Regions from separate parts of the Mus musculus genome. Here region 1 is linked to region 2. The links are chromatin loops, found by intact Hi-C in ENCODE. Cell type or tissue: left cerebral cortex. All regions are shown on one strand. Each heading gives the region's core, and the rest is flanking DNA. Links, peaks and the distances in the headings are about the cores only. Region 1 has its middle 32 kb from the start of Gm33756. Region 2 holds the start of Gm41882 (a long non-coding RNA gene).

The links. A loop is a pair of places that touch in the nucleus more often than their neighbours do. Peaks named below come from ENCODE experiments on the same cell type or tissue, not always from the same donor. Only the 100,000 strongest peaks of a DNase experiment are listed, where the experiment ranks them.
Region 1: it touches region 2 in a loop (2.2-fold over the local background); 28 of 42 quality-filtered maps call a loop at or near these places.

What each region holds. Positions count from the first base shown.
Region 1 is chr19:59,414,338-59,429,525 of GRCm38, reverse strand. It overlaps Emx2os. Among named protein-coding and RNA genes, the nearest start is that of Gm33756, 32 kb to the right of the region's middle. RefSeq lists an enhancer at 3,956-6,312. In left cerebral cortex, for the core only: no CTCF peak of the experiment used is centred there; a DNase peak (open chromatin) is centred at 6,900.
Region 2 is chr19:60,315,852-60,331,039 of GRCm38, reverse strand. It overlaps Gm41882 (a long non-coding RNA gene), which reads left to right and starts at 5,778. Exons shown (of 3, transcript XR_877977.1): 1 at 5,778-5,839. In left cerebral cortex, for the core only: a CTCF peak has its summit at 5,717; a DNase peak (open chromatin) is centred at 5,689.

The DNA.
Region 1 (15,188 bases), core at 5,023-9,022, 900 kb after region 2:
TTTCATAGCTGACAAGAAGGAAGTCCTAAAAGATAATCTCCTTAAGTTGTACCATTGATGAGTGACTGACAGAGTCAGATGCAGGGTCAGCCCTTCATTCTGCCCAATGTCCTGCAAACATGGACATAATAATCTCTAAAAGCAACTATGGGAGGTTTACTGGAATCAGGGAAACTTTAGTTCTCCTGCCAGCAGCCACTGAAAACACTTCAGGTTATTTAAAGAGAATAATGGTGTTATTATTTGACATAAATATGTTCACAGCCCCGTGGGAGGTGTGAATAAAGGCGTCTTCGGAGAAGTGCAAATATGTTTTCATCGTCACACAGGACCTAAGCTGATCCAATGGAGGTGAGCTGCGAACGTTACAGCTTCAGGAGTAACCTCCAGCGACTCTTTTCATTTCCAATCAGATCGTCTCCAGGGCCTGTGACACGCCATGCTCTAAATGCTACATAGGCCTTATCTCTTTTCTTCTCCCAACAACCTTTTGATAGAGGAAGTCCTTTCTAATCTACCCAGAGGGAATCTGAGTCTAAGTTCGGTTCACTTATTGTGTGTGTGTGTGTGTGTGTGTGTTTCTCACAAGACTGCCTCTGGGTGGGACAAGCACTCTTCTGTTCCCATGGTGCCATGGTCCCTTATTACTATAGTTGTACTTGCTTCAAAGATAGGGAACCACTTCATAAAATAGCTGCACTGAGATATCCACATATTGTATCAGTTATGCATTTAAAGTTTGTGTAAAAACCTTCAATTGTCAGCTTAACTGGATTTGTATTCTTTAGGAGACATACTTCTGGGTGTGTCTGTGAGGATGTTCCAGAGAGGTTTAACTGGGTATGGAAGGTGTGCTCCGAATATGGGTGGCACCATTCCATAAACTAGTGTCCTAGACTGGATGAAAAGGAAGAAGGAGGAAGCTGCCTGAGCCATCGTTCGTCTCTGTTGTCTGAATATGTGAGCAGTGGCCTCATTCCTCCCCATATATTTTCTGATGTGACAGACTGTGTCCCTCCAAACTGAGAGCCACACAATAGCCTGTATCCCTTCAAACTGTGAGCCATGTAACAGATTGTATCCCTTCAAACTGTGAGCCATGTGACAGATTGTATTCCTTCAAACTGTGAGCCAAGCAAACCAGTCTTCCTTCCTTGTGTTGCCAGGTGTTTTCCCTCAGTAATGAAAAAAAAAATAACACAAGGTGAAAGTCAGTGGTTAACATACATGGATGCATGCAACCTTCACCACAGCCAACCCATGAACGTGCCCATCACCTTAAGGGAAAGTCAGTGCCCCATAATGATCATTTCCCTCTGCTCCCTCCATCAACCCAAAGCAACCACTAATCTTTTTTTTTTCTTTTTATCTTTATGGAATTTCCTATTCTATACATTCCATGTAAACAAAAGCACACATATGACTTTTTGTGTCTGCCCTCTTCCAATCTCATAAACATTGTAGAATGTATCCATACATTACTGGGTAAATAACATTTCACTGTATGGATAAGCCACATTAGGAATGATGTTTCAGAAAACAATTCTCTTGAAATACAGAATGTCTTTACTCAACAAATGATGTGTGATTAACAGAAACCTGTTAAGGAATGTGATTTGAGGCCCATAAATGCTTCATTCCTCGGGTCCCTAGCAGTGCTGGGTTGTTTTTTTGGTTTTTTGTTTTTGTTTGTTTGCTTGTTTTTTGCTTTTATCAAGAAGCTGTGGTGGACTTTAATAAAATTTTGTTAGTAAACTTTTCTACTTTTGTTGATATGAGGTGGAAATCCAGAATATTAACAGGACTGAAGAATCTTTCCAGGACTCCTCAGAAATAGGAACTAAGGAGAGATCTAAGTAAGTAAATGCCTAGCAATGAATCTCCAGAGCTCACACACACTTGTAATTCTAGCCCTGGGAAGGCAGAGGTAGGCCAATCTCTGGGCTCACTCCACAGAAAGTTTCCAAGTTCCAGGCCAATGAGAAGCCATATCTCAAACAACAACAAAAAGTCAGATGGAGCCTGAAGTACTACACCTGCATAAATCTATACACAAAAAAGCAGCAGAAACAGAGAGGAGCAGCTGGGGCAACCAATCCAGGAGCTGAAAGGCAAGTTCTAGACTCTAACTTTTCTCTTAGACTCAACAAACAGACTCACTAAACAGGGAATTGAAAATGTCCTTAAGGGGCTGGAGAGATGGCTTAGTGGTCAAGAGCATTGACTGCTCTTCCAGAGGTCCTGAATTCAAATCCCAGCAACCACATGGTGGCTCACAACCAGCTGTACTGAGATCTGATTCCTTCGTCTGGTGTGTCTGAAGACAGCTACAAAAGGAAGGAAGGAAGGAAGGAAGGAAGGAAGGAAGGAAGGAAGGAAGGAAGGAAGGAAGGAAGGAAGGAAGGAAGGAAGGAAGGAAGGGAAAAGAAAGGAAATACCCTTAATATCAAACTATGATAGCCTACCATCAAAATATGCCATGTTTCAGACCCACCCTCAGTTCCTGGGGCCAGAGCCCTGGATCAAGGTTTGTTTGTTTTACGGAAAGGTTATTTTCAGTTAATCAGGCATTCAATAGAGCTGAAGAACTACTCCCTTCCTGCCCCACTAGACCCATCTTGAGCTGAGAAGCAGCCTAGGGAACCAGAAGAAGGGGATTATAGAGGGAATTCTTGACCTATTTACCCCTCTCCAGAGTGAAACATTCAGTTAGAAGACACTCACATGCTGACTTTGATTCATTAGTTAAGGCTGTCTAGAAGGTTGTGCTAAGTAGATTTTGATCTGGGATCAATTAGCCATGTCTGCACTGTGCAAAGGAGCAGGGTACCCCATCTCCTCACACACGGCCACTCTGGACAGTACTCTCCAAAGGTCTCTTGGGCTTAGACATCCTGCAATCTTATAATTTCTCTTACCTTTGTTCTTTTCCTTGTCTTCTCTGAGAATCTATTTTGAAGCCGTTTCCATCCACCAGTGACAGTGGCCTACAGTGGACTGTATGTACCTAGAGGCATGTAAGAGTGAGTCTGTGACATGTAAATTGGAGACAGCCCAGGCTAGAGGAGGCTAGCTATCCTAGAGATGAGAAGTCACTATGAAAGGCTAGTCAACATAGAACTGAATCTCACAGAATAAAGCAGCTAACATGGGTAAAGCGATCACATCAAGCTATTCACCATGAGACAAACACATGCTATTGCCTTCATCTGCCTAGATAGATCATGAAGGGTTGAGAAAGTAAACTCTGTCTTTAATAAAAACAAAAACAAAGGCTTTCATAAACCAATAAGGCACTTGTTGTGTAAGCACAAGAACCTATGTTGGAGCCTTAAAACTCACATAAAAAATGTCAGGTGTGGTAGCATGTGGTAGCATGAATCCCAGTGCCGAGGAGACAAAGACAAACAGATCCCTGGAGTATGCTGGCCAGCTTGCCTAGTCAAATCGGCGAGTTCAACACTAAGTAAGAGACTCTATTTCAAAAACAAGGAGGCAAGCACCCGAGGAAGGATACCAGAAGTTGATCTCTGGCCTCTACATGTGCACAGATACATACACCAACATGTGAACATACCTGTGCATACACACATTTGCACTAAAAAAAAAAGTGTCAAGAAAGACCTGGGATGTAGCACAGTGGTTGGAAGAATAGGAAAAGCAAAGAGAATTTCAAGCGAAGGCAGACTGGGCAGGTATAGTGCCTCTGTCAGTGACTAAGAGGCTTATCTAGTTTCTCGCTTGAGAGGTCCTTGAGACCCTGTGATGTCCCTGTCCTAGGGGTTTGGGGAGTACCTGGCACTAAGTGATCCTACTTCCTCAAAACAGCCCAGCATCCCAGCGTTCTTCACTCTGAGTACTCGGGGGCACCAGCCTGGGCCTGTGGATTGTTCAGAAACGGGCCCTCCCATCAGCAGGGCAGCGGCTTGCTCTCTTACCACAGAGGCTCTGCACTCACCAGTTCCAATAACACGATTAGTCATTTTTCATTCCTGAGATATCTGCCCATGGGTGGGTGCGTGTGTGCATGTGTGAGGGTGTCTGTGCCTTTCGTGGAAGGGAAAATCCATATTCTCTCTCTTCTGCCCGAATTAATCAAATAAATCTTCGGTAAGAAGCTGCTAAATGAGTCACAGATGGCTCTGCCCTTTTACAGGTTACAGAAAGCACCCGTTACAGTCTTTTTAATTTATCAGAGGAAAAAAGATGCCCTCCTGTGCCCCTTCCCTCTCACAGTAATAATCAGAAACAGCCTATTTTCCGAGGGTCCGAGACTCATTTTCAAAAAAAAAAAATGTGTATCAATAGATGTAACAGTGGGAAGACTATTTTGCCAAGTTCCAGCCTCCAGCACGGCAAAGGTGCCCTGGCTGGGGAGAGCATTTATAAAACCACATTTAATAAAAGAGAGTGTTATATTAAGTGTGTTTGCTAGTGTATTTCAGCATATGGTTTCCATATCAGGCGGAAAGATGGCAAACACATGCCTTTTTACCTTCTTTCGAAGCCTTCTGAGAGGCGTCCTCTCTGATGGGTGGTGGGATGGGGAGTTTTGGTGTTTTGAATTTTGGGGTTTTTGTTTTGTTTTGTTTGCTTTGTGTCTATAGAGCCAGAGCTTTTACCTACCATTTTGTTTTGGATGTGAGCTGTTTTGTTTGGTTGTACAACTCAAGCTCATGTGAAAAAAGCACGGGGGACATACAACAAATGTGTGGAAACTCTCTTTCTACGTATGTAATTAACGAAGGGAGTCGCCTAGCTGGCTTTCTGCAGAGGTCCTTACATCCTTCCTGAAGGAGCTGGCTAGCTTGACACTGGGAATCTACTCAGTTTCATGGAGCTCCTGGCTTTTAAATGTGAGCTTACCAAAAGAGTACAAGCTCTGAGGAAGGCTGCTTAGCTTTGCGTCCTCAAAAGTCTCTGCAGACCAACCACCGTTTTTGCTATTTGTCTGCTCAGAGACCTTGTTTGGCCCTGGATTTTTTTTTCTGAGTTGAATACATATGTGTGGGTGTATTTGGCCTGTGTGCAGGTCAGAGGTCAATGCCAAGTGTCTTCCCCTAGAACTCTCTACCTTATTTTTTTGAGACAGGATCTCTCACTGAAACTAGAATTCATTGCTTGTACTAAACTGGCTGGCCAATGAGCCCCCAGGATCTGCCTGTCTCTTCACCCACCAACACCAGGATTATAAACACATGCTTCATTTTTTTATGTGAGTTCTGGGGATTTGAACTCACATCTTTGTGTCTATAGAGCCAGAGCTTTTACCTACCACGATATCTACAGTACTGGGGATTTTATCAGCTAGGATCCTGTAGTCAGAAGCATTTGGGTACAACCCTGTAAGTATGGGATTCCTGGAAAGGCAACCTCCTTAACCTACCACCATTAAATATTCTAACAAATTCTCAATTCTAGGATGATCAGAGAGGCCAAGAGGCGATATCAGATAGGAAAAGGGGTGGGGTGGGGCACTGTATGCAGGCTGATTTGCCCACCCCCTCCCTACTGACCTGAGCAGATCTGCCTGCGCCAGCTATAAATCTACTGGTACCATTTCTTTTTCGTCACTTTCCTAATCCTGTGCCCTTGGTTTCATGTGCTGTAATTATTAACATCTGCTTTCTGAGCCCAGCTCGCATGGAGTTTGCAAAGGCAGTTCTGAGCCCAGAACAATAGTGACAGCTGTTTCATTTAGCCTAGGGCCAGCACTTCCTGTTCAGGTCTACATCTGCCCTTCTGTGTCCAATTTCGGTTTCGGGGGTTTTGTGTTTTGTTTTCTATTTTTTTTCCCTTCATCTGACCTTACTATATGTTTAAGAAGAATTTCTAGCTTAGCACTGTAGCTAGGATTTCTAGCACATATGCGTATTCTGTTAGCAGCAGAGAGAGAGAGAGAGAGAGAGAGAGAGAGAGAGAGAGAGAGAGAGAGAGAGAGAGAGGAGAGACAGCTGAGAAGACCCAGACTGTCCCCAGCAGCTAAGAAGGTAGAGGGATGGGGGTAGAATGAAGAATTGGCTTGGACCATAGTAGTTACCCTGAAAAGATTCCTAAGCCCTGAAAGTTAGGTACAGGAAAGATGCTCTTAGTCAGTCTGTCCTCTACCACAGGCTCATCATCTCCTTGGCTTCTTTTGATGAGGGACTCACCCAACCATTCCTTCAAGGAATAAGTTCAGGGGTTGCCTCTCACATGCAGCTAGCTTGGCCATGCTTAACCTACAGCATAGTGCCATGTAGAGGGCATCCACCCAGCATGCCTCTCTCCACCTCAGTGTGGAACCTCTCTACACCTTAGCTCTTCTCTGCTCCCTTTTTAAGTTTTATCTTTTAAATTATGTATGTGTGTTGGAGGGGGAGGGCTGTCCATATGAGACCAGGTGCGTGATAAGGACCAAGGACTGTGCCTTCCCTGGAGCTGGGATTACAGGTGGTTGTGAGTCTCCTAACATGGGTGCTGGGAACAGAAATTAGGTCTTCTGCAAGAGCAGTATGTGATCTCAAAACAGAACTGTCTCTCCAGCTCCCCTTCTCTGACCTTCTAAGTGGCCCTGGACCCCATTCTCATGTAGGTAGAGTGAAGCAACTCAGGGAGACCCTGAAGTTCAGTTCTTATGTCTGAGGTCTGAGGCCCACATTTTTATGGTGGCTTCTGCCGACTAGTTGACAGCAGCGCCAAGAACTTGATGAGTGTTTTCATTTGACTTGAACTGGAAGTAGCCGAGAGACCTGATTCAGGCTGTCATAGGGCCCTTTCTAAGCACTGGAATCCAAAATGCAAATTGTAGGCTCTGAGTGAGGCCAGCCAGGGCTCCTCCATCTTCTGCCCAAGAGCCTGCTCTGTGATGGGCATGCCAGGCCACGCCCACCGTACGAGTCCCTGCCCCCGACTCCCCTAACTCCCGACTCCGTTCTCTTTCTCACTCACTCCTTTTCTTCTTAAAGTTAATTGCAACTTTTTTCTCAGCTCCCTGATCTGGATAAGCCACATCTCATTAGAAAAAGATTTAGCCAGAGCCAAAGCAGGCTGGAGAAGGAATCCCTAATCGACAGAGAAAAGATTTGGGTGTAATTGCTCTCTCCCACCATTCTCGCCCCCCTCCCTCTTCCAATCTTTTTCTGCTCATTAATCTGAAAAGAAAGTCCCGCTAATGTCTGTGTTCAAGTATCTGCTGCAGCAGCAAGCAAATCCAGGAGCTTGGGGACGGGGTGAGGGGTGTCGCACAGAGAGTTGTGGCGGTGGGTTAGGGTACATGAGTGAAATGGTTTGAGGGGCTGTTGAAGCATTTGGCTTGGGAAAGTATACGTATATCGTATATCGGTGAAATGCTGCGGTTGTTGGGATGTTAAGAGTGGTTGTTGGTATGGGGGTACGAAGTCCTGATAATTGGGTATCTAAAAGAAGCTCTTTACATTGTGTGTGTGTGTGTTATAATAGTTAGTTCTGTGGGCATGAAGGACTCTGACTATTGGTTGTATATATGAAGGCTTTGCATTATTGGGCAGTGTGTGTGTGTGTGTGTGTGTGTGTGTTATAATGGTTAGTTCTGTGGGCATGAAGGACTCTGACTATTGGTTGTATATATGAAGGTTTTGCATTATTGGGCTCTGTGTGTGTGTGTGTGTGTGTGTGTGTGTGTGTGTGTGTGTGTGTGTGTTGCCCTTTGGTTATTCGTGTGTGTGTTTGAAGTATTCTGATAATTGGATATATAAGTGTGAAGCCCTTTGTTTTATTGGGGTGTGTGTGTGTGTGTGTGTGTGTGTGTTGCCCTTTGGTTATTCGTGTGTGTGTTTGAAGTATTCTGATAATTGGATATATAAGTGTGAAACCCTTTGTTTTATTCGGGTGTGTGTGTGTGTGTGTGTGTGTGTGTGTGACATTTCCTTCATTGGATATTTTGTATCACCTAACTCATGGCCCCTTTTTTGTTTTCCCAATGTTTGAGTATATTCTGGAAGGTGCTTAGATGTTGACACAGGGGAACTGAACTAAGGAGCAATCCATTTCATAGGTAGGAGCCCCGATCTTCTACCACCCAGCAATGAACTAGCACCAGATGTTTTTTATGGTGTCCCTTCAAAATTTGTAATTTTTCCCCAAATGACAAATTATCAGTGGATAGGAGAAAGTTAGATATTCAAATTTTGTTTGTTTTTATTTTTGTTTTTAATAGAAAAGGTAGTGTGCGCTCCAAATGAAGGGGGAAAGGCAGAAATACCTCCTGGTTAAAATGTGACTATAAAGGGGCCGAATCGCTTTCCTCCGCACCTGGAACCAGATTTCTTCCCCGGATCTCCTTCCTGGTGCCTCTTACCTGCAACCTTCTCAATGAGGGTGCTGTGTGTTGGTGCTTGTCACAGATTACCCCAAACTTGTCTTTTTATATAACCACGCCACTCAGAGGTTGTTCTTCCTAAGCACGGATCTACATTCATGCTCGGCTCTGATTTTAACACATAAACTGAGCTAACTGAGAGAAATAACAAAGTACCCCTTTTCTGGGCAAGCAGGATGATGGGGAACCAGTTCTACCCAGTGTAACATAACCAGGGTATCCTGGCATGATACTGAGCCTCACCCTTCAGCCAGTGCTCAGAAAAACCCAAGGAATCACGTTCCCATTCATAGAGGAAGATACTGAGGCAAAGAGAGATACTGGCCAGATCCATATGGTTCACAACAGAGCTAGAACACAAACCCAGGCAGTCTGACAGCAGAACTCTCAACAAAGGAAGGGCCTTCAAGAAGCTAGGGATGAAGAAATGGTGGATGAGTTTCTGAAGCCCCCCCAGGTATACTACAGTGTTCACAAGCCCCAAAGCTGTGCCAGGCCACCTACACAGTAGACATATGTCATATGGTCTCATCCAGACTTATGGGCCCTTCCTTATTGATGACATTTTGCTCCAGCTCTATGGGCTTGACCTTGGCTCACTCCGGGCGTCCCAGGGATGGCTGCTTCCGGGAGAACCCAAGTTCCCACCTCTTGTCCCACCCAGGTAGATGAAGCCAGGTTTGAGACTCTATATGATTCCAAAACATGGCCCATTAATAATTACAGACTGTCTCCCTAATAACTATCAAATGGTAACAATGGCCACAGAGGGCACTTCCACTCCAGCCTTGGAGCTCTCTGGAGCACACTAAGGCAAGCTTCCAAGCTGAAGGGCAAAGCCAGTATCTAGTGTCTCACAGTGGCCAGGATCCTGGCTCTGGGATCCTCTAGGACCAAGCCCACCTCAGGGAGAGCAGGTTTCAGTAACTGTCCCTTCTCAGCTCACTGCTTAATAAAATCATTGCTCCTACAGCAGGACAGAAGACACGGGGGAATATCTACAGAGAACGTGACGTCCCAGAAAGATTACCGAAGGTCGTTGCTGTCCTGCTGGGAGCAAGGAAAAGTGAGAACAAGACTGACCAGCTGGAGAGTTGACACTGGCCACAAAAGGCCATGGAACGATTGAGCTAGAGGTCAACTGTGGCCTGTAAGGGCAGACAGCACTAGATTCTGAAGACAGTGTGATAAACAAAGTCGTAAGTGGCTTGACCATTCACCAGACCTTAGAACGAGAGTCTGAAGATGCCACATGAGATAAAGACCAAGAATGGTCCACACTGAGTACTTTGACCACCTGTTCTAAGTTTCTTGTCGATTCGTTTATTTATCTAGAGACAGGGCCTCGCTCTGTAGCCCGGCGGCATCTTTATGTGAATAGTGTTGTCTGAGCACAGACACTGGCTAACAGCGGAGGAAGGTGAGAGTCCTGGGGCCCACAGAGGGCAGTCTACAAATCAAAACAAACAAGCAAAAAACCTGCAAATGGTTGCCTTTGTGACAGGGTGCAGGGATGAGTTCTCCCAGGTACAGACTAGGAATGAAGCTTTGGTTTCTTTTGTAGAGGATGACCTTGAATTTGACTCCTCCTACCCCTAAGGGCCTGGGTTACAAACACACACCATCATACTCAGACTCTGAAACAGAGGAAGGAAAAAGAAAAGCCTTTGAGTGGACCTGACACTCACCAAGAAGTGAAGTCCTAAGGTCCGTTCTCGCACGCTCTCCTCAAGCAGGCTGCAGGTGTCAGGCTCTCTGTGAGAACTTGGGAAGTTCCCATCCACTCTCTAGCACTCAGGTTCTCCATGTGTCAGAGGCTGAGCTAGACTACACACTCTCTCAATTGTGCGGGATCCATAGTGACTCCTCTCAGTAGATGACTCCTTCTCACGTGACTGTGGGTGAGCTGCACAGATAGCGAGGTCTTTTGGTGAGGGGAAACCTCTCTCACGCCACCTTTAAACAATGGTTCTCTATCTTCCTAATGCATCAACCCTTTAATACAGCTCCTCATGTTATGATGACCCCCCCAATCATAAAATTATCTTTCTGCTGTCATGAATCATAGTGTAAATATTTTTTGGAAATAGAGGTTTAACAAAGAGGCCTCGACCTACAGGTTGAGAACTACTGCATTCAGAGTTAGTCATTCTGGAAATTCATGGGAAAATGCCACTGACATGCCGTGTGTGTGTGTGTGTGTGTGTGTGTGTGTGTGTGTGTGTGTGTGTGTGTCACACAAGAAGCACTCAATAAATGCTGGCTTGGTTCATCATCTAAGCGGTAATTCTGGCCAGCTGACTGGCCAGTTCTGGGTCAACAGATTCGAGTGTTTGAGCAATGCCTACTTTGAAGCCCCACCCCAACTCCCAACCAGACACACTCAAATGCTGAATTTGATCTAAGGTGGCTTCACCTTGAACTTGGTTTTTGAAGGTTTAGTTACTGATGCAACTCAATTCCCTGATTGAATGGGTAACAGAAACACCCGGAAAGAAGGCCGACTGACCCGGGGTGGGTGTCGGCCTGGTTCTTGTAATGTCATCCGCTGGAGTCTAGTCAGAATAAGACTAGAGACTTTACACGTCAGGGTTAGGGACTTAAGTTCTTTCCCTAGATAGTAGCCAGTAGAGGACACTTTCTGTCCTTTGGAGGAGTGACACAGATCCTCTCTGCTGGCCTTCTCCACCCCCTCCTCCTACCGTGGGAGACTGGCTGACCTTGTTTCTATTCAACAGTTTCTCAAATTTTTACACCTGAATTTTGGTAAACAACCTCCTGTGCCATGGATAGGGGCCTTATCGGCTCCCCAGAGGCCTCCTACACCAAACCCTTTTGTTAGGGGGAAAAGCCTGCCTTAGAAGTAAGTGGGGCGGGAGTTCACTCCTCCCAGCATCGTTATCTTGCTGAGAGACTCTTGAGTTCAAAGCGCCGCCGCTCGGCTGTCTCTGGCGTTCCTCGGCTGCCCTCTTCTGGGAAGTCCTGGTATGACGTGATCTCTTGGCTGGCAAGCTAACTCACAAGGGATGAGACTCGCTCGGGTAGTCACTCAAGAAATATTTATTGAAAAGAAATTGCGCATGCGTCATAGTCCTGGGCACTTGGGATTCATCACTGAACAAAACAGAATCCCGATCTGCATGGTGGTTGTGCAAAATGAGCAGCGGGTGAAAAAAAAATCAAACGTAATACATGACGGGGGCGGGGGGGGGGTGGCTGGAAATAGTGGGTGAAAAAACGAAGCAAGTTATAATTTGCTTTTCAGCGACAGCTTCGTGAAGAAGGTGGTTTTCAACCAAAGACTTAAAGAAAGCAAGAAGCTTCGTTTTGGAAGTAAGCGTGTAAAATGACAGGAAGATGGCCAGTGGGCAAAATGCTTGCTGGGCGTCTAGTTAGGCTGTGATGAAACACTGTGACCAAAAGCAAGTTGGGGAGGAAAGGGCTTGTTTGGCTTAGAAATCCTAAATCAGTCTGCCCCACCTGGGGATCCATCCCATATACAGTCACCAAATGCAGACACAGTTGTGGATGCCAAGAAGTGCTTGCTGACAGGAGCCTGATACAGCTGTCTCCTGAGAGACAAATACAAAGGCAGATAGATACTCGCAGTCAACCATTGGACTGAGCACGGAGTCCCCAATGGAGGAGTTAGAGAAAGGACTGAAGGAGCTGAAGGGGTTTGCAACCCCATAGGAAGAACAACAATATTAACCAACCAGGACCCCTCTACCCCCCACCCACGGCTCCTAGGGACTAAACCACCAATCAAAGAGTACCCATGACTCCAGCCGCAATTGTAGCAGAGGATGGTCTTGTCGAGCATCAATGGGAGGAGAGGCCCTTGGTCCTGTGAAGGCTCGATGTCCCAGTGTAGGGGAATGGGTGTGTGTGTGTGCAGGAGTGGGTGGGTGGGTGAGTGGGGGAGCACCCTCATAGAAGCAGGGGAAGGGGAATGGGGTAGGGGGATTCCAGGGGGTGGGAAAGGGCATAACATTTGAAATGTAAATTTAAAAAATCCCCCCAAAGAAAGAAAGAAAGAATGAAGAAAGAAAGAAGAAAGAAAGAAAGAAAGAAAGAAAGAAAGAAAGAAAGAAAGAAAGAAAGAAAGAAAGAAAGAAAGAAAGAAAGAAAGAAAGGAAGGAAGGAAGGAAGGAAGGAAGGAAGGAAGGAAGGAAGGAAGAAAGAAAGAAAGGAAGGAAGGAAGGAAGGAAGAAAGAAAGAGAAAGATAGAAAGATCCTAAATCAGCTCACTGAGGGAAGTCAAGAACTCAGAGAGAACAGGAACCTGGAGTCAGGAACGAGCTGATGAAGAGGCCATGGAGGGGTGCTGCTTAATGGCTTGCTCCCCCTGGCTTGCTCAGCCTGCTTTTTTTTATAGAATCCAGGACCACTGGAGCTACCTTCGATGGTATGTGTTAGCATTCTAAGTTCTGCCCCGCACTTACCTGGTTGTCTCAGTATGTGTCCTCCCTGACCAATCACTAATTAAGAAACTGTCCTACAGCCTCGCCTACAGCCTGATCTATGGAGGCATTCTCTCATTTGAGATTCTCTCCTCTTAAATGACTCTAGCCTGTATCGGGTGGACAAAAGTAACCAGCTCACTGTATAAGTACGGGGACCTGGGTTTGATTCCAGAGAGCTGAGAAATTATGGTTTGTTTGTTTTTTTTAAAGCTAGGCAGGGTGATACATGTTTACAATTACAAGGCAGGGGAGGGAGAGACAGGCTATCTGGGGTTCGATAGCCATGTGGTCTAGCTGAATCAATAAAAGACTCTGACTCAAAAATAAGGAGAACAACAGTTCTTGAAAAATAATACCCAAGGTCAGCCTCTGGCCAAAGCATACACCCCCACACGTGCACACACACCCACACGTGCACACACACCCACATGTGCACACACACCCACATGTGCACACACACACACATGTGCACACACACACACATGTGCACACACACACACACACACACACACACACGGAGGTGTCTCTCCAGAGCACTGTGACTCTGAGTGTGGGGATTAGGCAACCTAGGTCCTGTCTCCAAGACACATGGAGGCAAAGGAGCCTTCAGTTCACTAGTCTATTGCACAATGAGGGAACTGCCACAGATAGACTGGTTTTCTTTAAGGTCTTATGTTTTGATTTTGGGGGAGGAACAGGGTCTCATACTGTAACCTATGCCAGACCTGAAATTTTGGCAGTCCCTCTAGGCCTTGGGTTACAAGTGGCAGAAACCACCATACCTGCTTTTGCTGTTCTTGTTAAGAATAGGTGTGCTCTTTAGTTGGTGGTTCAATCCCTTGGAGCCCTGGATGTGGGGGGGGGTCTGTCCTGTTAACACTGTTGCTCCCTCCATGGGGCTGCAAACCCCCTCAGCTCCTTCAGTCCCTCCTCCAGCTCCTCCATTGGGAACCCCCCCCAATGGTTGGCTGTTAGCAACTACCTCTGTATTTGTCAGGCTCTGGCAGAGCTTCTCAGGAGACATCTGTATCAGGCTTCCATCAGCAAGCACTTCCCAGCATCCACAATAGTATCCAGGTTTGGTGGCTGTATATGGGCTGCATCCTCAGGAGGGGCAGTCTCTGGGTGGCCTTTCCTGGAGGCACCCATGGTTCCAGCCGCATATGTAGCAGAGAATGGCCTTGTCTTGGGGTATCAATGGGAGGAGAAACCCTTGGTCCTGTGAAGGCTTGATGCCCCAGTGTAAGGAGAATACCAGATCGGGGAGGCAGGAGTGGGTGTGGGGGGGGAGGGGGGTGAGCACCCTCCTAAAGGCAGGGGGAGGAAGGATGGAATAGGGAGTTTCTGAAGGGGAGACCTGGAAAGGGGAAAACATTTGAAATGTAATAAAAGAAAATATCCAATTAAACAAACAAACAAACAAAAAGAATAGGTGTGTGCTCCTGACATTGGCCCAACTGGTGCAAGAAGTATATGGAAGACCATGGAAGCAGGCATGGCCATTGGAAAGCTGAAGATGCATGAGAGTAAAACCACCACTAGGAGTTCAATCACTCGTAAAAAGCAGTGGATTTTCTGGTCCTCGGGAGATGGCTCAATCGTAAAGTGTTTGCTGTGCAATTCAGATTTCAGCATCCATGTGAAAAGGCCTGAATGGCTGTGCACATCTGTCACTCTAACATGAAAGGGTGGAGACTGGCCAGCAAGTGTAGCCAACTGGTGGGCTCCTGGTTCCATTGGCAACCTCGTCTCAAAAACCGAGTGGAGGGAAGGGGATAAATACGAACAAATTCCATTGCATGAAATTCTCAAAGAATTAAAGAACACTATAAAAAGTATGGTAGGAAGGGACCAAAAAAGATAGTTATCCACTACACACGTGACCATCTGTAATGAAACTCACTCACAGATGTATGTGTGCGCGCACACACTAAACACACAATTTTCAGTGATTTTTCTGCTATTACATTAAATACTTAAGGGGTGACTTGGGGCTTCAGAGTCAACTTTGAAATTTTGCTGGCAGCTTTGCATCTCCTCAAAAAGGTGAGAAAGTTTGTATCTGTGTACAGGGAACCCTGCCTTGTTCTCCATCACTTGAATTTGCCCTGGTGTTGATGGTTAAGAGGGACTAGTGAGTTGTCATTATGTAATACAATTGTCACAATGCCATGAACTTGAAGACTAAAGAGTCCTACTGTGTTTAGAGGGAATCCAAAAGCAGATGTGGAGGTTTCTAAAGCAGTAGTAAACGAATCCATCCATTTTCCTTTAAGAAGTTAAAGTTACGAACACAAAGTTGCTGCTTATTTTTTTTTAAAGATTTATTTATTATGTATACAGCACTCTGCCTGCATATACGTTTGCAGGCCAGAAGAGGGCGT
Region 2 (15,188 bases), core at 3,825-7,824:
TTAGGGAGTTTAATTGTTCACTGAAGACCCTTCAGATATCCCTCACAAACTCTTGTACTCTCCTAAGAACTAGAATGGGCAGGGTCACACTATGTCTTCTTACCTTGATAATCTTGTTCTGAAGAATACCTGATGTACTTTGCTTCCTCCTATTTAAAGACCTGGCACAACTTTGAAAGTTGTGATTTGTTTAGAATCAATGGATATACTAGCCACTTAGATGCCACAGTGAAGACAAAAGAGAAAAAACAATCAACAATGGATCAGATGGGAAAGAAATGTGTAGAACACAATTCTTGGGAAAGAAGAACATGAGTGGGGTTCAGGGTGTACTTTTGAACCAGGTGGCCAGAAAAGGTGTCTTAGGAGACACTGCAAAGCACAAGGGGAGAAAGGGTCAGGCTGTACAGTTCCAGAGAGAAGAGAGCAATCCCAGGGTCCTGTGACATGAGCCGGCTGGGATGGTGTGGGTCACAGTGATTAAGTGAGCTTAGTGCTGGATGGTAAGGGATAGAAATAGAAGTTGAGGTAAGAATGAAAGGCTATGGTAAGACTTAAGAAACTGGTGTCAGGTCTCACAGATCAGAACAGGAAACTGGAATTTTGTCAGGGTAAGCTGGGAGGTGAGAGTTGAGATGCAAGGTACCCAGACAGAAACTGAGAGCCACTGCCACATGTCAGGGAGGGTGGTGCTGGTTAGATCCTGGGAGGCCCAGTTTGGGGCTCAGAGGCCTGTAGGCTGTTTGTTCTAGAGTCAGATCTGCCTGATTCTTCCTGGGAGTTTTAACAGTGTGCTACTTTTATGATAATTACCTGCTACGGGTTTATAGGCATCGTGTGTTTGATGTAACAATTTATGAACCGACTACATCATTTCATGGCTTTCATCTTAAGGTTTTGAAGACAATGACAGTTTCTACTCTGAAGAAGCCAATTAATTAACTTGATTCTGCCCTTTCATCAAGGTGTATGTCACTATGTCCATTTCAGAGCTGGTTATACTGAGGCTGCCTGCTTCAGCCAGAGGTCCTTGGAGCTCTCATTTCCAGCTGCTTCCCCTATCCCCACCCTACCCTGACCTCTGCATGTTACAAACAGAATATTTATTTTAGAGTAGCTTTGGACTTTGCCACTTAAATGTAGATGGAAATGTTTTGGTCTGGAATATTTGTGAAACAACTTTACCATTTGTGTGTGTATCAATTCACACACTTGATGGTGAGTGTGCCCATGCTGCAGCACATGTGTGCAGGCCAGAGCCCAACCTCAGAAATCCATCCAAACTTTCCACTTATTTGAATCACAACTTCTTGGTTTTATTCACTTTGAATGCCAGGATAGTTGGCCTCTAAGCTTATGTGTATTCTCCTGTCTCTACATTCTATCTCTTTGTAGGTACACTGGGATTACAGATGTACACTACTCTGTTCAGCCTTATGTGGGTTCTTGGGACTCAAATTCAGATCCTCAAGAGCTTTGCCCAATACACCATTTCCCACAGCTCCAGATAGGACTTCTAATAGAAAGTCTGCTTTCCAGCTAAACTCAGAAATGAAGTTATGAGAAACCCTCAACAGTGGGGCTGTTTCATACTCATTAATACGAGCTGATTTCAGTTCTACCTTTGGAGAGAAAAGGATGTTTTCCCATGGAAAGCCAGTTTTACAGATGTTTGCTTAGCACAGCAATCCTGAGTGTGATGCACTTGTGGTTATCTGCCGTGGTGTCCTCAGTGGGGTTAGGGATGTGTATCAAGCTGCTTACTTCTCTTACCAAGAGTTTTGGGTTCCTAATTTTCCGACACTATTTTGTCTGCTATGCAAAAAAAGTAGCAGATTATTTCTTTGCTGGAATACAGCCCACTGAGCTGTGATCTGAAAGGCCGGTGCTTTCTGCAGAGGCATGGACAAGAGCTAGGCCTCATGGGTGACTTGAGGCATTTTCAAGAGTAATATGTATACTGTATGCTTTTTTTGTTTCTACTTTTTGATGTGGGTCTTTGGTTAAGGGTTAGGAATTTCCAAGTGAATCTTAGAAGTGTGTGCTCCCTATCTAGTTTACCTTGACTATTGTCTTTTAAAGTCATTAGCCTATATGCCTGTATAGGATATATTCCTCCAAGGACGCAGGAAGGCAAGAAAGTTAAGAACTTTTTGGACCCAGGGAAGGCTTTAAAAGCTGTTTCCTGCCCCCCCCCAGCCCCCTTGCAACTTTCCACCGTTTCCTGCTTTCTTAGGGAGGAGGGATACAAAGCAGTGCCAGGCACGGCTGGTCTGGTGTGTGTTCTCTTATTGGTCTTGGTTTCAGCAACAGGGCAGCTGGCTGGTGGGGGGTGAGGGGGATGAAGTGTATACTGCTTGGGTTGCTTTCCTTTTCCAGTGCAACCCAACCTCAGAGGAGTAGCATCTGCAGCCCTGGCTGTCGTGGGCTTTCAGCCTCTTGGATAACAAGATAAAGGGCAAAAGCTGAATTTTCTTGTGCCAAGAAGATCAAACCCAGGCTGCAGAGAGTGGCTAATGGTACCCATTAACCTCTGTCAGTGTTAGAGTCCTGCAGTGGGAATTTTGCCAGAAGCAGCCCTGAATAGAAAACAAGGTTTGGCTGGCTTCAAATAAGCACGGGATGGGGGCATGGGGATTTATAGAAAAAGAAGCTAACCTGTTCCATGCCTGGTCTGTGAAGACGAACTCAAGGCTGAGTCCAGCATGTGAGAAACTGATGTGATGCAGGGACATGGTTGGTCCAAGGACAAGGAAAGTTCCTGCTTGTTTGGGTCCAGCGCTGGATGGCAGTTCAGATGAGAACTGCATGAACATGGTGCTGGCTGGAGGTTCAGATGAGAACTGTGTGAACATCGTGGGTCAGGAGGGAGGATCTGCCTTCTGAGTGTTGTTGCTATACTGCCTACTCCTGGAGTATGGGGGATTCATGGACACTCAATCTTGGCTCTGTTCTTCATGCTAGTGAGGACGGGGTAGGCACCATGTGTGAAATAGGGAGTATAATGAGCCTGAGATGTCATGTGCTTTGTGGGCTAGGAAATTGAAACATGGAGCACCCTATCATTGGAAAGCTTGTACCGGGCTCCAAAATTCACCCCATAAGAGAGTCCCTTTCCTCTACTTTGCTAGGTTAGCAAACCTGGATTTAGTGTCTCAGCTACTGAGTCTGTGGACTAATGATTTTTGAATATTTACTATAATACCACTCAAATAATCTAACCTAGTTGCTAACAAAAGCAATCTACCCCAAAGCTAAGAGTCATAAAATAGGTCGAGAGCCAGATAGGTGTCTGTGGAGTAGCAGGTTCTTAGTATCTGAACAGTTCACTGTTATCAGAATGGTTACTTTTGAATCTTGAATTATTTGGCTCCCCTCCTTAGTATTTTAAGTATTTTCAATCCTTTAATATGGAGAGGCCTAATAACTTCTGGCAGGCTTCATTTTTGTTTTTATGAAATATGAACTATACCAGGTAAGCAAACTTCTATATTTAGATGGGATTTTTGTCTTGTGCCATCTGCCTTTTAGCTAGAGAAACAAAGTGCAAATTGTTTTCTAAAAAGTCCTTTTTTTTTTTTCAAAGGAAATCTAATAAGCGGTCCTTCAGTGGGTGAACTTTAGTGTGTTTATTTTTCTAGTTTTATTATTATTTTTAACTATGCGCCTCTGTGTGGGTATGCACATGCAAATTTAGGTGCTCAAGGAGGCAAGAAGGTGTTGGATTCCCTGGAGCTGAAGTTACATGCAGCTCTGAGCCATCACATGTGACTGCAAGTTCTTTTAACCACTGGGCCACAGCAGCACCAAGAACAAGATTTTTATACTTAAGCTATAACTCTGCAAGTTCAAGATCAGAGAGAAGAAAATAATATATGAGACAGAATAGAAAAGTTCAGAAAGGAGCAGAGGACCTGACATGCAGCAAAGAAGAGAGCCCCTTCCTGAAAACACAGACATAGTGGGGACCAAGGTGTGATTGGCCTACAGGGGAAAATGCATTCCTTGCAGCAGTTTACAGGCAAGAAATTGTCAAAGTGGTTACATGTAAATTCTGCTACAGCTTCAATGACCCGAGCCAGGACATCTTTTTCTGTTTGATCTCATTTTCTGTCTTTAAAATGGACCATTGTCTATAAAGCCTTCTCAGTTTTAAGAAAACTCTCCCTAATCAATTTCAATATTCAATAGCTATCAATTCCCAACTGTTCCAGTGCAGAGTCAAACTTATCACTGTGGAGTGTGTGGGGCCAGGACAAAAAGCCAGGAAATAATAGAAACTTCCTTGTTTATCTGACTTGGCTCAGGGACAATCCTTTTGACTTCCTTTCCAACATGAGTTTTGTACTAGATTCTTCTGGTAATATTACAATTATATTTAGGTTACATTTGAAATATCTACAAATAGTCTCTTGGGTGGCAAGGAGTGGGGCAGGAGAGGGATTAATAATTTCTTGGAAAATGCGGGAATTGGTGGATTTGAAAACCACTTCCAGGTGCTATTGAACTTAGGGTCACCCCAGTTCCTGATAGGTGTTATAATGTCTAGAATGTTTCAGAAACATTGATGTGGTAAGAACTGGAGGGATCAAGAATCCAGGAATCCCAGGAGAGAGCTAAAGGGAGCGTCTTATTTCTAGATTGAGATTCTTTCAAAACAGACTTTTAAACCACAGACTGTTTAATTTGCAAATTTGAGACGGCATCACTTGGAGGTACCACACAGTATCTTTGAGCCATTTTAGTTTGTTTGGAATCCTCTTTCAAATTAATATCTTCCTACAAATTAATAGCTGTGTTGATAGGAACCAGAAAATTCTGACTGAGTCAGGAGAAGCCAGAAATGTTTAGATTGAGATATGAATTTGGCTATGAACCTTTGAGGGTTCCCAGGCAGAAAAGTGATTTCAAGTTTTTAAAGTCTGGATCTAAATTTGATGTCTACAGCAAGAAAGCAGCACCCGTTCATAGCCTTCACCTGAGTTCATTGTACACCCTATCCCTGGTGAATGTAATGTTGGCCAAATGGCAGAATTGGAAGGGAGTTTGAAAAGCTTCCACTCCACACTCTTATTTTCAAAGAGGAAAAAGGAGACTCATTTTTAGCTTCCCTTTCTATGTGTGAAAGCAACAAATGACTTAGTCTCTTGACATAGATTCCAAGCAGACAGTGTCCTGTTTTCCAGGATTGGGTAATTGACCACTGGCCAGTAGGGCTTTGCTGTGTGTTGGCTTTTGCAATATTGAACTCCAGCATTGGTCAACACAATGCCTATCTATGGCATGCATGAGTCTATCATTTCTATCCATGTCCCAGTCCCCTTAGAACTAAAAGCCACAGATGCTTCAACATGTCCAAGGAAAATTGGGGAGACTTTTATTAGCTTTGGTTTTGACTCCATTCTCATAAAGTATGCAAAATGTGTCATTTATAAGAACAGCCCAGAAGAACAGTTGCAAATTATAATATAAAACAAGAAAACGATGTCACAGAAACAGAGACCTGGCTGTGGCAGATGCCCTGTCAAAGGAATGATTTATAATCTGGAAATACAAGCAGCAAGAGAGGCCCACCAGCTAGGACTGCATCATCCGAGGCAATCAAACCCTGCAAATATAAAGCAATTTTGTATTCCCATTTCCAAGGGCTCCCCACAATAAGGACTCTTGTATGCCCAAGTTTAGTATTCAGAGCAGAAACCACAAACTCTAACAGCCCCTCCTGGTCAAGATAGTTAATCACAGTTCCCAGGCGCAGGCAGGCTGTCAGAGCATTGCTCCAAGCGGCTGGGGACTTGCCTGCGTGTCAGCTTCTCTCTCTGAGAGCTAGAAAACGATGGTGGGTCAGACATCCATTTGCTTTGTATATTGATATAATTTCATCAGAATTTATGATGTGGGAGTTATTGCACAGGCAAGAAATGTAATCTAACCTTCATCTCACACAATGCGGCAAAGATATTATGTTCTCCAGAAAATATATCCTGACTTGTTGAGTCAGATTATACACATGCCATCCTAATGGGCTTCAATATTTCCTTGGACAAGTCATTGCTATTTGCGTGTATATTAAATTGGCTTGTGTAGAAACTACTTTTAAATAAATAATGAAGAATTCTAATGCTATTACTTCTTTTCATTTTTCTCAAGTTTTGGCATGTGCATGCATTCTGGTAAATTTTAAACATCTGTGTATAGCTTATCCTAATTTCTCCAGCTCATATTTGGATCTGACTATTGCATGACACACATACATGATTCTCTTTAATCCTTATAAAGAGGTCATAGGACTCCAGTCCTTAAGCAGAATACATGTCAACAGTCTTCCAAGACTATTTCTTATAGATGATCGTTACACAGAGACCATCAGTCCTGGCGTTGTTCGGCTCTGAAAATAATTTTGATCACCTTGAGTTTTGTAGCTTTTCTCAGTGGAAAATTTGGATGTAAAATATGTCCATAAATGAAGGGCTTTCTAGATATCACTTAAGTGTTTCATCTAGAGCTAAACATTATTTGAATCAATTTTCAAAATTAAAGAAAGAAATGACAACTTTAAGATGCAGAGCACTGCATCTTAGCAGTGGCCTGCCCATGTGTCTGTACAAGTATCTTTTTGTTGTGTTTCCTACTTTCTCCTAGAAATGTTGCTAGGAAGAGTGATTATTCGCTCACTGTTCCTGGTCGATCCAGGCAGCAAACATCACTACTACAGTCTCTCTACACTCCTATTCTTCCTCCTCCTGTTCATCTTACCTATCCTTTCTTTCTTATTTAAGTGTGTGCATGTGATGTGTGTGTCTGACTCTGTATGTTTGTGTGTATTGTATATATGTCTGTATGTGTGTGTGTGTGTGTGTATGTGTGTATATATGTATCTGGGTCTCTAAGTGTATGTGTGCATGAATTTGTATGTTTGTGTGTGTGTGTGTGTATATAAATATGTATATATGTGTGTGTGTGTGTGTGTGTGTGTGAGGGAGAGAGAGAGAGTCTGTATGTGTATGTGTATATGTGTGTGCGTCTGTGTATGTATGCACATTAATATGTAGGAATATAGGTACAACACAGGAGTAGGGGGCAAAAGTCAACCTCAGGGGTTGGTCCTCACCTTCTTTCTTGTTTGAGACAGAGTCTATTCAATTTTTTTATCTACTATATATGTCAGGCTAGTTGACCCATGAGCCTTTTGGGATTCTCATACCTCTACCTCTGATTTCTTCTTCAGGACCAATGAGGCTATAAATGTTTGTTTAACATACCTGTTTACCACTTTTCATGGTTTCTGCAGATTCAAACTTGCATCCTCATGATTGGATAGCAAGTACTTTTATCCACTGAACTATCTCTCCAATGCTTTATTTTCCCCTTCTTATGATGCCATTAGGATTCAGTCTTGAAAGTTACATGCTAATGACTTTATCTAATTATATCTATCTCCTAAAGACTCCATATCTAAACAGCATAGTTGTTTATAACTTCAACAGGAATTCTTAGAGAAGACAAATGACATTCAGTATGTCATATATCTCTGCTCCTCATCTTTCATTATTATTCATTTTTGCAAATGAAGAAATCTGTCTTCAGGAAAGTTGAATGCTTTCTTAAGGGCTCATGAATAGAACAAATTGGTGCCTGCATATGGATCAATGAGTGTCATCTTTGGGCTTTTCCCCAGAGTCAAGGTGGGGTTCCTTTTTGCTGTTACTTGACCACCTAAGTCCATTCCTGCTTCTTTCTTTGCCCTAGAGAAGCTCAAAAGTTCTTTTATAAATCACAACCAGAAATCTGTGGGAATGGTCAATGTTGACTAAAACACTTGTTTCTTTAGAGAAGGGTCAAAATGAGCAAAATGGCTTTTCCTTCAGCTTCTCTTGAACAGGATTCTAGTGCCCAAAGCTATAGCAGCTATGTCATAGTCATGAGGTGGAAACTAAAGCATGCTAGCATTTGGCTTTGGTATGGCTAAGCAGCTAAGCCGTTGCCCACAGTTCCATACCTCCATATGTCTTGTAGAAGAAAAACTAACTCTTGCTTTATGCACAGTTTTAGCGAAATGTCCCCTAAGGACATCCACCACTCACCATGTGGAAAATCCATTTGGTTCTATGTTTCTAGTAGAAAATATAGGCAGAAAATTTTCTTACCCTTGAGTCAATCTTGGAAGTGGCTGACTTGAGGAAAGAAGCCACATGCGGATAGTTTAGGTGATCCTGGTACAGTGCAAATATCCAAGGATGGGAAAACCAACCACAGTTGCTATCACCTCATTATATTTCTTTCTAAACCTATTGTTGCTATTTTGGAGGCTTCTTGACCACCAAATGATGACTGATTAAGTAAAATTACTGAGTGGAAAGGCTCATGGGATTTAACTGCACAATTCCACTCCACTAATTTTATTCATGTTTATTTTAATCTCTGCAATCCCATCAAGATGAAGTTGACAATACTAGCAAACTAAATTGTTAGACACCAAGCTGTAAATGAATTTAAGATAAACAAATATTTGATAGATAGATAGATAGATAGATAGATAGATAGATAGATAGATAGATAGATAGATAGATAGATAGTATGTCCTATAGAAACCCTGAAGTAAGACTCAGTTCAAAAAGTGTGTCTCAGGCCATCCAGTAAGGCCACTGTGACTCAGCCACCTCAGGGTATCTGCTCTCCTTCTTTACCAGCTCTGTGTTTTATATTTACTCATGCACAACCCCTCCAGCTTTGATGTCCAACTAATGATTTCTGTCTCTCAGCCTTTGGTTGTTTCCTGGGGGCTATTTTACCAGGGACTCTTTCCCAAGCCTTCCAAATATTTCTCCAGAGGATATTGTCCTTCCAGTTGCTCCTCACTAACATGGACACAGGAAGCCAATCTCTCCTCTATACTTGAGCATGGGAAGTTTGTTTGTACTTAGTTGATATAATTGCTGTTCACCTACTTATTCAGCAAGCAGGAGAAGAGTGAATACAGTATGGCACCTGACTTTGAAAAAGTCCACTGTGAACTGCAGAGATGACATTCACACAGCACTGTGCTATAATGCATGACTGATGACAGACAAATGCACAGTGCATTCTTAGGGTCTGGGAACTCTTCTGGTCTCTAAGCATTTACTAGAGTACAAGTTCCTCCTCAAGTAGGACTGTTTTTCTTCCTGTCCTCTCTCTCTCATTCCAGTCCTGTTCATCTACCTGGTTTTGAATTGCTCCACAGAGAGCAGTCACAATGTGCGTATTGCCTCCTGTGCCTTTGTAGAACCTACTCTATAAATCCCCAGGGGTTGGGCATATGACTCTTCATCTCTTTGCCTGTGTCAGCATCTACAGTACAATGCAGGTCTCCCAGAATATTTATGAAATGATGTCTCATTTAAAGCAAAATTTTTTTTCTTTTTAATGGAGGGACTGAAGGGATTATATGGCTGGCCTAAGACAATAGCCCAAGCAATTGATGAGCAGTAGAAGTCACAGCTTTGAGATTTATGGTCACCTGCTGTATTGGCAGAGTCAAACAAGAGTGGTACATGAATAATTCCCAACTTCATCTAAAGTAAAATGTCTTTAGGGCATTTTCTGCCAGATACCTTGGGACAATTCTGACATATGGCTTGTGAGTTCTAAAAATCGACACTATTTATATGAGTTTTTGCAATGTTGAAAGGCTTCTTATAAGCAATGTATCATCACAGACCTTTCAGGGTCCCCATTAGGGTCCTATCCACTGGCCAGTCTCTATGCACATTCTTAGATGTTTAGGAAATCACTTCTTCCTTGACTGTTCTCTGAATCTGTTTCTACTTAAGAGCACACAACAATAAAACTGGCTATTAAATTAGTCTGGCCTTGGTGACATATATGTCCATTTCACACTGATCAGAGGACTAGAGTTACATTTTCACCAGTTTTCAATGCTGGGGGGGGTGTCTTTATTTTCTCTTTTCATTACGTTTGGTGAATACATTTCAAGGGATTGAACTGCTCAAAATATGATGTCAGCAATATTGGTAATATTTGGGCAAGAATCAATCTCTATTGCTGTGGCTTTTTTTTTTAAATCATGTATGGATGAAGGGCAAACACTGGGCTCACAACATGGCAGGCAGGACTGCCTCCCTCTTCAGCCCAACCTTGTCCAGCAGGTAGTCCTGCTGACTTGCTCTGGATTGAACGACAGAGTGCTCTGAAAGAAAGCTAAAGGCAACTCTCATGGATCTTCTTTAAGGAGATACTTTAAGAATGCTTAAAAACAATGCCAATAATCATGAATGCCCGAGAAAGGGGATGGAATTTGGGATGTCTACTGTGGCAAGTGGTACTAAGGCATGATGTACCAAGCTAGTTAGCACACAGAGCATCTGAGCTGGGTAAAGTCAATTAGTATATTATCTCATAGCCTGTCATTTGGTTAGCTGGATTTTCATCCGTACTGTTACCCCCACTGAAAGCTCATCTAGCTGCATGGCTGATTGCAACGTCTTTTAATCTTTTTATTACCGTAAGCCATTCCTACTTATCTACTCAATCTTGGAGGAAGAGTTCCTTGATTGTAACATTTTTATAATGGTGAGTAGATAGTCAGGGATAGAAGTAAGTAACAGGTAGAAAGGAAGTCTGAAGAAATTTTGGGTGTCATTTTACACTCCAAAATTACAGGCACTTGTCCTTGCCAAAGTCTTACATTCTTCTGTTAGGGAAATCATTTTGACCCCTGTGTGTGTGTGTGTGTGTGTGTGTGTGTGTGTGTGTGTGTGTGTTTATCTGTGGGTATCTCTTGTATGAATGTGAGTGTGTGTTTGTGTGTGAGTGTATGTGTCTCTGTGTGAGTGTGTGTATCTGTGCTTGTCTCTGTGTGTGAATGTGAGTGTGTGTTTGTGTGCCCTTCTCCCAGCCTTGAGCAGGCTAAATTTACCTTAAGTGTTTGCCACAGTTGGACCTTAAAGACCCAGGTGGAGTCTTCTGGCTTGCCACACCTGCAATTTCCTACAGGAGTAGACTTTCCCTCTGAGCTTGCTTTGCAACATAATCCAACTGAAACAAAGGATGGTGTCTGTGGGCTTTCCTTATATAAACACAGTGATAAATATTAAACTTTGAGCCTTGATCAGAAACTTTTGTCTTGGCTTCATCCTTCTCTCGAACCCCGTTCCTTTTTCATTTCCAGCCCCCCTTTCAGGTAACCCAATTTGTCCTCCGCCGCTGGACAGCTACGTGTTTGTGTGTGTGAGTGTGTGTGTCTGTGAGTGTGTGTGTGTAGAATAATGGTTACTGAATACAGTTCAAAATGACTGGACTAAATGAAAACAATAAATATAAATGCACAAAATTGCTCCCATGAAAAGGCAAAGTGGAAGGCTCAATTTCAGCTCTCCAGGACATAGGATAGTTTGGCTTGCTACTTTTATACTTTGTGATGATATGAAACCATATTTTATATAAACTGTACTTTGAATTTTAATATTTTCCTGGACTATGTAATAGTATGTTCTCTTTGTAGCTAATGGGTACCATGCCTCAGATACAGCTCCCTATTTGGTCCCCCAGTTAACAAGAGAGACAAGCAACATACTACAGTGGGCAGTGTGGCTAAGCTAAGATGCTCAACAGGTTAGGTATATTACATTGATTTTTCTGCTATGATATTTTCAAGCATATAATCATTTTTATTGGGAGATATTCCCATTGAAAATGGAGGCATATTCACATACCAACCTAAGAAGTGCATAATAAAAACAATAAGTGAGTTTTACGTGAAAAATTGTTTACCTGTAATAGAACTGTTTAGAATAAATGGTTTGGAAAGGTGAGTATAAGTGGAGCATGTAATGATGTGGATTTGTTTTATGTTAGCATTAGGATTTAAACATCTTGTTTAAGATTTCTGACACTTACTTTGAAAATAAATGAAAAGAATTTTTATTTCACTTGGAAAGAGTAAATAGATATGACCCTTAAAATATTATTATAAACATCAAACCCATCAAATGTAAAGCCATACTATAAAAGAAACAGAAGTTTTTCTTTTAAGACTAGAATGCTATGAATTGAATTAAATCTGTGGATCAGGAAAGAAGCCCTCTCAGATTTTATGTTTAAACATAAAAACATAATAAGCCATAAAGCATCACATACAATAGGGAAATGAAAGCTTACTTAATAAAGCTTGGGAGTGAGGAGACTATTCCTTCCTTCCTGTATGCCCCACATAACCGCCACGTGAGGAAAAGACTAAGCAAAACCAAAGGTCAAATCAATAAAAACTGACAAAAGGGAATAGAATCTCAGATACTTGGAAGACTGAAAGTGTTCTAAAGAAGGAGGCAACAAAAATAAATCAATAAATCAATAAATATTAAATAAATCAACAGCATTGCAAGCAATCTTGAAAATGCCGTCATACAAAGAGAATGGAAAATAAAAACAAAATTTAAAAAGTCTGTTATAAAATAGAGTTCTATAAAAATAACAAGACATAGTATTTTTTTCTGGACATATAATGACCCTAATTAACATTGTAAATATAAAGATTCTATTTAATAAGTAGGTCAAAAACATTCTCCAGCTATTTAAATATGAAAACTCCATAGTATATTTTGTAATTAAAAATGCAAATGAAAAGTATCATTTATGTCGCTTCATTAAAAACTGGACTAGCTAATAGGGGATGATCATAGGGTACTATTAACTGAAACAGGCAAACAGTAATTCTTGGCGTTAGTAGAAATTAGTATAAGTAACATCCATGAGTTACGAAATATTCATATTCTCTGGCAACTGCTCTTTGGAATCAATGTGGAAGAAACAGGGAGAAACATCTGTATGAACCATGTCTATTGACACACCACTTTATAGCAAATTTAAAGACAAGGAAAAGAAATTAGACAAAAGTTATTATGACTCTGTAGGAACTAGAGAGATGGCTCAGTGGTTCTTGCTGCTATGCTAAAGACCAGAGCTCATACCAAGTGTTCACAAACATCTGCATCTCCAGGGAATTTAATGCCCTCCTCTGGCCTCTTCATGCACACACACACACACACACACACACTCTCTCTCTCTCTCTCTCTCTCTCTCTCTCTCTCTCTCTCTCTCTCTCTCCACTAGATAAAAATAAATAAATCTTTTAAAAAACCCCAAAATATAACTAATATGTGACAATAAAGGGAAAATTTAATTGGTTACATTAAATAAAAGAGTATGTCACAAAATTGTTTAATAGTTGTGGTACAGCTATATAACACATGAGTAACTTCCTGAAAGTCAGTATGAAGAAATTATGGGTGTCATTGTGCTGAAATTACAGGCAATTGTCCTTGTTAAAGTGTTATATAATTTTGTTAGGAAAATTCTTCTGACTAGTGCTTATGCATGCGTGTGTGTAGAGCCATGTTAGTAATTACATGACCTTGAAGAGGTTACTGGGGACTCTAAAGCTTTGGCTGTGCCATATGTATGGAGGAGATGATGGCAGGATGCACTTGGGGTTGTTATGAGACCAGATTAGGTAATGCAGGGACCACACCCAGGTCTCACGTGTGCCACTGCGTGGAATGTCGTCAAGGTTGTGAAAGTAGCAACATCTTCAGAATTGACAATCATTGCCTGAGTGTGATTCTCACTGGTCTCTACCGATCACAGAAAATGTTTCATCTTTCCTATCGTGACCATTAAAGGTCATCCCCACTCTTGCCTGTCTGTCTGATTTCATGTCCAGCTCTCCAAGATGAGCTACTGGCTCTGCCTAAGCCACCCTGGATTTTCCAGCCATGAACAAATACTGACCAAGTCACACTAGGTCATTGTTTTCAGTTTATTCAGGTACATTCATGTTCTAGAAGGAGGAGGGTCTATAGACAAGTGAACACACAGTGCGAGAATATTTCTAAGGGTCACCAGGCAGGCTGATCTTTACCATTCTGCACTGGTATAACTGGATTGGTTGTTGGTGGAAGGCTGAGACACATGATCGGTTTGTATCGTACCATATCTGGTTTTTTTTGTTTGTTTTGTTTTGTTTTGTTTTTGTTTTTGTTTTTGTTTTTTTTCTGAGACAGGGTTTCTCTGTATAGCCCTGGCTGTCCTGGAACTCACTTTGTAGACCAGGCTGGCCTTGAACTCAGAAATCTGCCTGCCTCTGCCTCTCAAGTGCTTCGATTAAAGGAGTGCGCTACCACGCCCGGCTATTTTTTTCTTTCTTTCTTTTTCATATCTGTTTTAAGTATTCAGTATCATACCATATGTGCAAATCTGTAGTTAAGTATTAAATATTATGGGAAAGATCAATGTATATAATTTTTTCTCTGAATAATAAAACGCGTAAATAAATTCTAACATCTTTCACTGCTCAGAGTTCTACATACACCCTATCTTCAGATTATATCCTAGTCTGTCTGTCTTTCTTTCTTTCTTTCTTTCTTTCTTTCTTTCTTTCTTTCTTTCTTTCTTTCTTTCTTTCTTTCTTTCTTTCTTTCTTTCTTCCTTCCTTCCTTCCTTCCTTCCTTCCTTCCTTCCTTCCTTTCTTTCTTTCTTTCTTTCTTTCTTTCTTTCTTTCTTTCCTCCTCCTCCTCCTCATCCTCCCCTTCCTCAGTATGAGAGAGGAAATACACATATTTAAGTGTGGTATATGTGCACACTTGCACATAAACACACATAGACATCTTTGGCTGTACTGCTGTATCACTTCAATTTATTCCATTGAGACAGAATGTCTCATTGAACCTAGAACTAGGTTGATAGCCAGTAGTTCTCCAGTCTCCACCCACCCCTCACAGCACTGGGGTTCCGGACACTTGTGGCTACATCTGATTTTTTACTGTAGATGATGGGATCCAAACTCAGTTCCTGGTGCTTCTGCTGCAAGCACTTCTACTCACAGAGACATCTTTCTAGTCTGTGCCTTCTTCTCTGAAAATAATGATCTGTTTTATGCAGATCTCTAACTGGTCCCTAGGGCAGAAAACATGTTGCTCTTTGCTTTCTTCATTTCTTTTCAGAAGTTCCATAAGGATTGTACATAAGCTAAGCCTCCTAGAAGTGCTCACTTGAATCAGTGGACTATTAACTAACAAAAGACCAAGTATTTAACATCTAGTTTTCTTTGAGAAGAGATATCAACATTGACCCACTCATCATGACCAAAGGACATTTTTGGAGATTACCCACTGTAGTTCTCAGCTGGGCCT